Linked DNA regions of Homo sapiens: region 2 is linked to region 1. Evidence: chromatin contacts called from ENCODE Hi-C or POLR2A ChIA-PET data. All regions are on one chromosome and are shown on one strand. Each heading gives the region's core, a stretch centred on a gene start or an enhancer-like site at or near the end of the contact. The rest is flanking DNA. Distances are from core to core; before and after follow the strand shown.

What was found. Hi-C counts contacts between places; a loop is a spot of excess contacts on that map. ChIA-PET counts read pairs that join two places held with the same protein, here RNA polymerase II (POLR2A). Pooled maps may share reads with other maps.
Region 2: a map of gastrocnemius medialis shows a loop between it and region 1 (5-fold over the local background). The contact joins the promoter of MIR193BHG here to the enhancer-like site in region 1. A Hi-C loop is called at or near these places in 29 of 168 maps with a recorded cell type or tissue (B cell, GM11168, GM12878 and 22 more), 37 of 37 single-sample maps with no recorded cell type and 25 of 50 pooled maps. POLR2A ChIA-PET finds 5 or more read pairs at or near these places in 8 of 52 experiments (A549, AG04449, GM12878 and 5 more).

Annotation. Positions count from the first base shown.
Region 1 is chr16:14,397,975-14,403,444 of GRCh38, reverse strand. No RefSeq gene overlaps it. Among named protein-coding and RNA genes, the nearest start is that of LINC03107, 28 kb to the left of the region's middle. Within about 2 kb of position 4,069, at least 16 of the 41 ENCODE cell types and tissues checked have a DNase peak (open chromatin) inside an H3K27ac peak, as active enhancers do; they include GM12878, HCT116, IMR-90 and 9 more, where a contact is called at or near this core.
Region 2 is chr16:14,299,750-14,305,257 of GRCh38, reverse strand. It overlaps MIR193BHG (MIR193b-365a host gene), which reads right to left and starts at 3,877. Exons shown (of 2, transcript NR_170633.1): 1 at 3,727-3,877. It overlaps MIR193B (microRNA 193b), which reads right to left and starts at 1,291; the gene lies at 1,209-1,291. RefSeq lists silencers at 1,151-1,200, 2,154-2,393, 2,299-2,459, 2,744-3,233.

The sequences.
Region 1 (5,470 bases), core at 2,820-5,319:
TCGGCTCACTGCAACCTCTGCCTCCTGGGTTCAAGCGATTCTCCTGCCTCAGCCTCCCGAGTAGCTGGAATTACAGGCGTGCACCACCATGCCCAGCTACTTTTTGTATTTTTAGTAGAGATGGGATGTCACCATGTTGCCCAGGCTGGTCTCGAACTCCTGACCTCAGGTGGCCTCGGCCTCTCAAAGTGCTGGGATTACAGGCATGAGTCACCACACCTGGCCCACAGTGGTCCTTATAAGAGGCGGTGGGTGGGGCAAGAAGAAACGTGACATGTGAGGCTGGAAGCAGAGGGTGGAATGCATGCTTTGAAGGTGGAGCCACCTGCTTTGTAGGGGTCCTGTAGCATCTGGAAAAGACAAGGACTCAGATTCTCCCTCAGAACCCCCTGGAGGAACCAAGCTCTACTGACACCTTGATTTTAGACGTCGGACCTCTGGAACGGTAAGAGAATAAATGTATCTTTTTTTAAGTCACTAAGTTCGTGGAAGCTTGTTGGAGCAGCAATACAGAATGAATATAGCTGCCATTCTTACTGTTATCCTGTTTGTCGTAGGCTGGCTCTGCCATCTTCCTATTCAGTTGTTTCAGGCAAGTTACTGAGTCTCTCTGAACTTGAGTTTTCTGCTCTGTAAAATGGAGACAAGAAGTTTTCCTACTTCTGGTCAAATGAGATAATGCACTTAAAGTGACTCCAGCTGTCATGATTGTTGTTGCTCTTGTTTAAGTAAAGGCAGTGGCCATGGCTGGCTGTGTGTGACCTTGGGCAAGTTATGTGACTTCTCTGAACTTTAGTTTCCCCGCCTACAAAGTGGGGGTCATGACAGCATCTACCTCCTGAGGCTGTCGTGAAGCTGGAAGGAGACCCTAAGCATAATTTCTGGGTCCATGCCTCGCTGGAGGACGCAGGTGTAATTCTGGCCAAATTGGAGAATGTGATCTCTAAACTGGGTGGGACCCTCTAAGCTGTCCTGACTCGGGTCATCTGTGCTGGATCACAGCCTCAGCCTGGCTGGCAGGGGAGTAGATCATTCCTATTCCCTTTGCCTCCCCAGCTCTTCCCAAGTGGACACCACAACCCCATTGCGTTTTTTAGGGACGGAGTCTCCCTCTCTCACCCAGGCTGGGGTGCAGTGGTGTGATCTCGGCTCACTGCAACCTCCGCCTCCTGGGTCCAAGCGATTCTCCTGCCTCTGAGTAGCTGGGATCACAGGTGCACGCCACCACTGCCGGCTAATTTTTGTTTTTTCAGTAGAGATGGGGTTTCACCATGTTGGCCAGGCTGGTCTCAAACTCCTGACCTCTAGTGATAAGCCCGCCTTAACCTCAAAGTGCTGGGATTACAGGCGTGAACCACCGCGCCTGGCCCCCATTACCTTTTGTTGTGACTGCAGCAGACTCACTGGGGGGCTTCTGTCCCCAGAGGGCGGGGAGCTCAAGCTAGTTCATAGAGGAGGGGCAGGGGCCATTGGGCTGGGGCGGGGCCTGGATATCCTGACACGAGGGTCCTTCCTGTGCTGAGGTTCCGGACTGAGGCGGGAGTCAGTCTGAAGCCTGGCTGTGGGGCTTGGCGTCTATCCAGGCTGGAGTTGGCTCCCTCGGAGTGTGTGTCTCACTGGATTGGATCTGTCTGTGTCTTGGGGGTGTTCTTTAAAGGGAAGAACCTGACAGACTTCACACTACAGTGCCCCGTGCAGGGCCTGGCACACAGAAAATATCTATTGGACCAGTGAATGCATAACCCAAGGGACTGAACGTCCCCAGTGCAAACCAGAAGGGAGTTTGTGTCAGTGGGGAGTCTCCCAGGCCCCAGTAAAGGCTGGTTGACCACGTCCTCCCTAAGCTCTGGGTGTTGCCGAAGTGGCCTTGCTGCTCTGAAAACAACTGTGTGCATCTCAGCCTTGCCTCTCCCGGAGGATGGCCTCTCACTTCCTACGAGACCAGGACTGCAGCCTCGGAGAGGTTTGAGGGTGTGCCCAGGGCTACACACTTAGAGTGAGTTTGGGGCGTGAGGCAAGGATTTGTGTGTTGGCTGCCCGGCTAAGCACCTGGACAGTGTTCCGTAGGAAAAGAGAGCTGTTAAAGAATTTGTTTCTACCTCTTTTTCTTCTTGGTTTTGTTACTTTCCCCCAACATTTTATTATGAAAATTTTGAAACAGCAACATCAACTCACTAACATTTTACTAAATTTGAGTGATCACATATCCATCCCTCTATCCTTCCATCTATCCAAATTTTGGGTGCATTGTCTCTTTACTTTTACTTTTTCTTTTCTTTTTTTTTTTTGAGACGGAGTCTCACTCTGTTGCCCAGGCTGGAGTGCAGTGGCACGGTCTCAGCTCACTGCAACCTCCACCTCCCAGGTTCAAGCGATCCTCCCACCTTGGCCTCCCCAGTAGCTGGGACTACAGGTGCCCACCACCATGCCTGGCTAATTTTTGTATCTTTTAGTAGAGATGGGGTTTTTCTATGTTGGCCAGGCTGGTCTCGAGCTCCTGACCTCAGGTGATCCGCCCACCTCGGCCTCCCAAAGTCCTGGGATTACAGGCGTGAGCCACCATGCCTAGCCCGCCCCAGTTATTTTTTTATCCAAGCACCCTGTTCTTATCCTTCAAACGATGATTGCAATTAGGTACACACTATTTGTTTCCTTTTGCGTGGGGCTAGGTCTGTCTTGTTCCCTCCTGTGTTCCTCAGTCTGGCACAGGTTGCATGTTCTTAAGTATCTGCTGAACGAACAGATGAATGGGGGAGACGTTACTGGTCTTTGCTCCTCTAATGCTGCCCCCAACCCCCGATGTCATGTCTCGACATGTCTGATTTCCTGAGAGTGGCTTACGTGCCTGGCATGGTACTGAGCCTTCTATGAAGCAGCCCTCTGAGGGAGGGATCCCTAGATCGTACATTCACAGATGCGGCAGCTGAGGCTCAGAGAGGTGAAGCGACAGGCCCCGGGTCACACAGCATCGAGGGGGCAAGTCAGGATGTGATTGCAGTTGCTCCGACCCCAGGCCCGTGCCCTGAGTCTCTGCACAGCCATCCTGAGATTCCGAAGTGGGTCCCCATCATGTCCCGGCTCTCCCCACTTCAGAAGCAGGACCTTGAAAATTTCAAGGGGCCCCAGATACCCCCCCGGATGGCGTCCTGACTCAGGGCAGACCTGCCTCCCGGGCTCCGCGTTATGTTCCGCTCTTTCTCATTGCCTCCCAAATTAGTTCCACGTTCAGCCCGGGGCCTGTGGATTCCACTTGTTTTCTGTAACTGGAGCTCCCCCAGTGCTTGGCACCAAGCTCGGTGACTCTGCGTCGGCTCAGGTTCCTGATTTCCTTGGACAATTTCAAATGATTTCACTGGCAGGGAAAAGCCCAGCCGGGGGTCAGTGAGCAGATCACTCCCCTTTCCCGTAATCAGGTAAAAAAGGATCACAGATGATGAGCAGTTCCTCCCAAGACACACAGGCTGTAGGAACAGGCCTCGTTTTCTATTTTCACCGCGGAAACCACCTTGCAGGATGGGCCTTATGATCCCCACTTCACAGATGGGGAAGCGAGGGCTCGGAGAGGTTGGGTGCTTTGCTGAGAGTTGCACAGCAAATGAGTGGCAGGGCAGGATCTGTCGTCCCCTAGTCTGCTGGCCCCAACACCCAACCTCTTCCTCCCAGATTCTTTTCCGGCTCCAGGCTGCAACAGGAACCTGGCCCTGGGGACTCAGAGTGGCGAAAACCCAGACCTTGCGCACAAAGACCTCAAAGTCAAGCAGAAAAAGACTAGATTGAGTGCAAACAGTGATCAAAGCAGCACCCGCCAACATGAGACAATATGTATTTTTAGACAGTGAGTCAGTCCTGATGATTCACAGGCCTGGCTAGGCTTGCAGGGCAGCCCCAGGACACCAAGGGCAGGGCAGGAGATGAGCTACCCGGGGGCCAGGAGACCAGAAAGGGGTACAGGGCTGCGCCTCCTTATTCTCCATTGTGTTGTCAAGGGCTGGAGGTGGGGCTGGACTCCTTCCCACTTGATCGGAGGATGCATTTTCGAATAAGTACTTAACTAGCTCATGGTCACAGAATTAGAATGTGATACAAGCAGCCTCCCATCACTTTATAAGCATCTGCTCTGGACTGGGCACTGTGACGGGTGCTTGGGAGATGGCAGAGCATGAAACTGACAAAGTTCTAACCTCATGCAACTGATCTTCCAGAACAGGTGTGGGCATACTTTCTCCATAAAGGGCCACATAGTAAATATTTTAAGCCTCGTGGGCCATGACAACTCTTAAGGCTGCAGCTGTAGCTGGAAGGCAGCCGTATGCAATATGTAAATGAGGGGGTATGGCTGTGTGCCAATAAAACTTTATTTACAAAATCAGGCCGGGTGCGGTGGCTCACGCCTGTAATCCCAGCACTTTGGGAGGCCAAGGCGGGCGGATCACGAGGTCAGGAGATCAAGACCATCCTGGCTAACACAGTGAAACCCCATCTCTACTAAAAATACAAATAATTAGCTGGGCGTGGTAGCGGGCACCTGTAGTCCCAGCTACTTGGGAGGCTGAGGCAGGACAATGGCGTGAACCCAGGAGGTGGAGCTTGCAGTGAGTGGAGACTGTGCCACTGCACTCCAGCCTGGGTGACAGAGCGAGACTCTGTCTCAAAAAAAAAAAAAAAAAAAAAAAAAAAAATCAAGGAGCAGCTAGATTTGGCCTGTGGGCTATAATTTGTTGACCCTTCTTCTGGAAGATGCCTTCCTCCACACCCTGGTTCCCCTCATTTGCCCTCTGCTATGTGACTTTGGGACCCCTGATGGCCCTATGGACTGTGGCCTCCAAGGCAATGTGCTGGTTCTGCCAGTGAAACTGCTACAGTGCTCTGTGTTCCTTGAAGATGTGTTCGCATTTGGCCTCACAAGCCCCCACATGTAGCTCTTTCTGAGTCATGTTGTACTGTTACCTTTTTGGCACCAGCATCCGTGTATCACTTGGTTCAACCTAGTGCTTGGTCCATAGCGGGTGATGGATGAATGTTTGTAGAATCTGCAGAATGAACAGACCCAACGCTGTGCCTAGTCTTGTGTATCTTCACTTTAGTGAGAAACTGGCAATAGAGGGGGGGGTTGTGACAGAGACCAGGGCCCCCTCTGGTCTTCCTCCTTGTCCTCCAGGGGTCTAGGTACCCCACTGTCTCACCCCCACCCCGTGCTCACACGACAGTCCAGGAGGAAGGTGCAGGGCAGTGGGGAGGGCCTGGCTCGTTGTGGGCACCAGTGCTGAGCCCCGGCTTCCTGGTCTGTGAAATGGACGGGGATGAGGCTCACATCTCTCACAGAGGTTGCTCGTGGGCTCAAGTAAATCGCTGTGCTTGCTCAACCACCTAAATTCAAGATGAACTCTCTCAGGTGTGCCTTTTGGCTCTTCTAAGAGGTGGAGTTAGGCTGGGAGCGGTGGCTCACGCCTGTAATCCCAGCACTTTGGGA
Region 2 (5,508 bases), core at 2,628-5,127, 98 kb after region 1:
TTTCATCGTGTCCCATACTAAAGAGAAAGAACTCTGGAAGTAAAGAACTGTTTTTGCCAAGGCAGCACAAATGTCATCTGTGTGTACATGTGCCATGTCTTTCAAATCCTAAATCTTGTATCAAGAACGCTGTGTTCAAAGGTTTTTTCCAGGTACAGCTCACTTTTCTATTCCCTGCTATGTAGACTTAATTTAAATCTAGACTTGCAAATAACTTAGGATGTGTGAAAGTCTATATAGGTTACAACTATATAGGGTGTGTGTGTGTGTGTGTGTACACACAACTGAAGGTTAATGTTCTGCGACGGGGATTTATACACACTACCCTTGCTTTAGAGACTTCCCCTGAACGTATTATCCAGCCTTCTATAAAACGCCTGGCTGGGTGCAGTGGCTCATGCCTGTAATCCCAGCACTTTGGGAGGCTGAGGTGGGCGGATCACGAGGTCAGGAGATCGAGACCATCCTGGCTAACACGGTGAAACCCCGTCTCTACTAAAAATACAAAAAAATTAGCCGGGCGTGGTGGCGGGCGCCTGTAATCCCAGCTACTCGGGAGGCTGAGGCAGGAGAATCGCCTGAACCCGGGAAGCAGAGGTTGCAGTGAGCCAAGATCGCGCCACTGCACTCCAGCCTGGTCAGAGCCTGGACAGAGCGAGATTCTGTCCCCAAAAAACAAACAAACAAACAAACAAAACAAAACAGAACAAAAAGAACGCCTTCAACAGCAAAGAGTTGCAAAGAAATGTTGCAATTCCAGGTGGAAGCAAACAGCTGGTTTCTCCTAATTTAGCAAACGTAAAGACAAATCTAATGTCGTTACAATTCATCATTTCAGGAGCGCCTTATTTGGGGGCTTCAAACACTTTGCCACAATTGACATCCTACTAATTCCTTTCCAATCCAATACTGTCCCTTAAACCACTGTGGGGGTGGTCAGGGGGAATGTACTTTCTCCTCCTTGTATCGTTTTTCGGCCTCCCAAGGAGAGAAGCCCTTGGAAAACACAGTAGGTTCGGCAAACTGAGAACACACACTTATAAGAATACCGCCCTCGAAGGGACCTTTTAGTTTTATGGAAAGTAGCAAACCTCCCCCTCTTTCCCCGCCCCCCCGCCAGCCGGGTTTTGGACGCGCTCCCTGGGGGTGGTAGCTCTCTGCCCTCACCCTCCCGAGACTGCCGGGGCCTGAGTCCCTCGCTGTCCAGAATGACCCCAAAAGCGGGACTTTGAGGGCCAGTTGGATAAAACATAAACTCATCTCGCCCTCAAAACCCCGATTCTGAGACCACAGCCTCCAAAAGCCTCTTTTCCCAAGAAGTGAGTCCCCATTCACGGCTGACAGCACCGGGGCAGGCCGCCTTTGAGGCAAGAGTTTGGAGAACCGGGATCACTGAAGGAATCGTTACTGGGTGTTCCCTCAGGGCGGCGGTTCATCTCACCAAAATGCCAGGGGGTCGCTGTGGGAGGAGGGGACATTTGCCACACCATGGCTGAGGGCAAGAGGATCGCTTGATCCCGGGGTGTCTCTTCCCTCCCGGAGCAATCACCAATCTCGCCCAGCAAACAGGCCTAAAAGCTTCCCGGACAACACGAGGGGTGCCCCAAACGTCCCTTAGCAGCGGATAAATCGGGTGTCCGAGGTGCCTCGTACAGTTCCCCCCACCCCATCTCCAGCTAAATAAAGTTTGGTTATTTGTGTCCTTAATCGTCTCTCATTAAAGTCAAATTTGCTGCGCGCCCAAGTTGGGGGAAATGATTTCCATTTTAATAGCTTAATTAGCCTCTAGGTTCTGGAAAGGCCACTCCCCCACGCACCTTTTCTCCTCATTTTAACCCCCCTCCCTTTTTCACAACTTCTCCTAAAAATAAATTATAAATATGGATGTGTCCTCAGAGGACATAAGCGGCGCATTCCAACGCTCCGCTTGGTGGGGATTGGAAGCAAAGAGAAACCAGAAACGCCACTCCCCCCACCCCCAAATCAAAATGCCTTTTTCTTTTTTTTTCTAACTTCTTTTTCCTAACTTGGTGTTGTCTCGGGCACAGACACCCCGCTCCGCACCCCGGAACCTAGTTTTTTTGCCCCCGTCCTGCAGAAGCTAAAGCCAACGCGCCAGGGCTGCCTGCTTCTCGGGGGGAGGGAGCTGACAACTTTAGGGGGCGGCGGTAACTCTCTGGGGACGGTGGTTCCCGGCTAGTCCGGGATCCCCGGGGCCCGGCCCCCGCAGGCGCCGCCGCCCATGCCAGCGGGGCTCGGGCGCACGTGGAGCGGCGGGCGCGGCCGGCCTGCTCCGCGCGCGGCATTGAGATCGGGGTCACGCAGCGAGTCAGTTTCCCGAGCGGGCTTTCCGGGGTGGGGGCGGGGACGCGGACGCTCCACCGCCTCGTCAATTTCCAAGCCCAGGCACTAGGGAGGCTGGGGGCGGCCTCGCCCCCTTCCTACCTCCCGGCTTCACACGCCCCTCTGGGGAGCGGGGGAGGGGTCCGAGGGGGAGCCGGGGTGGCGGCAGCGGCGGCAATCGCAGCCCAGACAAGCGTCTCGCGCCGAGTCCCGAGAGAACCGCGCGCTCCCCCGCCGCCACCTCCCCTCTCCCGTTCCCATCCACCCCGCAGACAGCCGCCCCACACCCCTTCGGCCCTGGGGGCTTGGGCACCCACCTGCCGCGATCCCTGCCTTGGCTGGCGGAAGGTGCCAGGCGGGAAGAAGGGGAGCACTCACCGCCGCTGCCGCCTCCGGGGGTGCACGGGCCCCCCCACCCAGGGCTGCGCCTTCCCGGGCTCCGGGCAGGCGTGCGCCGGGCGGGGGGCGCCCCGCGGGCCCTGCAGCCTCCGCCTCGATTGGAGCCCAGCCTTAAATCCTCCACCGTGGAGAAGAAGGGTACTTCCAGAAAAAAAATCCGCCCCTCCCCAGACGAGATCCAAGTGATGGGCGGGGAGCGTAGAAAATCCTTTTCTGCAGAGAGCGCGCAGCCGACGGGGCTGCACCCGGCCTCCACGGTCCGCTGCCGCCACAAAGCCGCGCCCCCGCCCCCCCCAACCCCCCAGCGCCCTATGGCCGGCCCGGGGCGGGGGCTGGGCCGGCCCGGGGTTGGCCGCGCTGGGGAGGCGGCGGCGGCAGCGGCCCAGGCGGCGGGGCGGCTCCTCCCCGGCCAGGCAGAGAGGGCGAGAGCCTGGAAGCCTAGCGCGCCCGCCCGGGTGGGGGTGGGGGTGGGGGTGGGGGTGGGGGTGGGGGCGGGGGCCGGGGTGGGGGGGCGCCTTCCTAGAAACGCTCGCCAAATATAGTCAGCGGATAGGGGCATTCCTAGAAATGCGGCGGCGACGTCAGCCTCGACCCTGGGGGCGGGGGGCAGAGCCCGGGGTGCTTCAAACAGGGGGCACGGAGGAGGGGGAAAGAGTCCCCACTTCCAGTACCACCGCAGCCCACAGACGGAACCGAGGCCGGGCTTCCCTCCCGAGGGGCGTGCTGGAGTCCTCCAAAGGCGCTTGAGGTATCCGGGAGCTAGGGGCGCATCCACTGAAGATTCAGACCCGGTCTGTCCCCCTCTTTCGGGAACACCCAGTGCCAATGCCAGCTGGCGCTTTTGGCCCTTCCCCCAATTTTCAGCACCCCCCGCTTCCCCCGCCGCACAAACACACACAACCCCCGTGAACAAACAGTAAAAGTAGGAGCAGCATCAGGCAGGTTCCCCAAGCCTCTTACACCCACCCCATGACGGTCTCTCACCTCCTCTGGAATGGCTGGAGTCCCCTGGATCCCCCAGGGTTGAAATTGCACAGACACACTGTGTTCCCAAGAACTCCCCCAAATACCAACCCAGCTTCGGGCCAGAAAATAAAGTTGTGCTTCCTCCTCCCCAGTCCAATGTCACTTTGTTGCTGCTTCCGGGGCTAAGGGCTCTTGGAGAGGTGCTGGAACTTGGGGGTAGGGCACAAGGGTGTCCCCTCCACCTGGCAAAGATCTGGCCTCTGGTGCTGACACTCTCACCAGCCATAGCTGTAATACTTTTCATTTCCCGCAGTAAGGGAGATGCCCCCCCCCAGCAGCTCATCCCCTTCCTAAAATCTTCCCCCACCCCCACACCCCTGCCCAGGGACCCCCAAATCCATTGCAGAAGTGGCCCCTCTTTCGCAAAGAGAATCCACATAACTGAGACATGACTTGTCCCTCTCCACCGCCCAGCCTCTCTGCGCGAAAACGTGACTGGCCTGAACCTCCCAGGATCATAAAAAATGTATTTTGCTGTCCTCTGTTGGCCAACACAGGTCACGCTCATAAAACACACCACCCAACTTAGCGGGCAGTCCTGATGCCACAGAGGAGGTCCCAGGGACCCCAGCCAAGGGGAGCGAGCTGGCCTCCTCTCCTTCTGCCTGTGGTGTCCCTGCCCTCTCCATCCTCTTTCTTTCTTTTTCTTTTTTTTTTTTTTGTTTGAGACAGAGTTTCACTCCTCTTGCCCAGACTGGAGGGCAGTGGCGCGATCTCGGCTCACTGCAACCTCTATCTCCCAGGTGTAGGCGATTCTCCTGCCTCAGCCTCCAGAGTAACTGGGATTACAGGCATGCGCCACCATGCCCAGCTAATTTGTGTATTTTTAGTAGAGATGGGGTTTCACCATGTTGGCCAGGCTGGTCTCAAACCCCCGACCTCAGGTGATCCACCCGCCTCGGCCTCCCAAAGTGCTGGGATTATGGGTCATCTTTCTTATCTTGCAGCCGACGCACAGGACTTGCTCATGTCCCCTTTTCCTCATTGGGCCTTAATTCCAGAAATCTGGAGGGATTTCTTCCTTGCTCTAGGGGAGGCAAGGAAGGCTGTGTTCACTCTGGACCCGGGGTCGGTGGGGCACGGGGGACCTTGGGATGGTTTTTCCAATAGCAACTTGGAGAGGAAATGTAGCACAAAAGGCAACAGCTGATCACTGATAATAACAGTCCCCATTCCCCCCCACCCCGAGACCTAAGCACATGAAGAATAGTAACTTACTGAACTTACCCATTTTCCAGATCGAAAGACTGAGGCTAGGCCAGGCACCGTGGCTCATGCCTGTAATCCCAGCACTGTGGGAGGCTGAGGCGGGTGGATCATTTGAGGTCAGAAGTTTGAGACCAGCCTGGACAACGTGGTGAAACCCCGTCTCTACTAAAAATACAAAAAAGTTAATGGGGTGTGGTGGTGAGCACCTGTGGTCCCAGCTACTTGGGAAGCTGAGGCAGGAGAGTGGCTTGATCCCGGGAGGCGAAGGCTGCAGTGAGCCAAGATTGTGCCACTGCACTCCAGCCTGGGCGACAAAGTGAGACTCTGTCTCAAAAATAAAAATAAAAAATAAAACAAAAGACTGAAGCTTAGAGGTCAGTTGTTCATGGAACTAACACCTGCTGGCCCTCTGTGTGCCAGGCACAGAGCTGCTGCTAGAGCCCCCAGAGCTAAGGTGGTAAACAGCACAGGTCCCTGCCCTTGAGGAACTAGACGTCTCAGGGAAAGACTTGAGTCAACAGGTGAGCACTT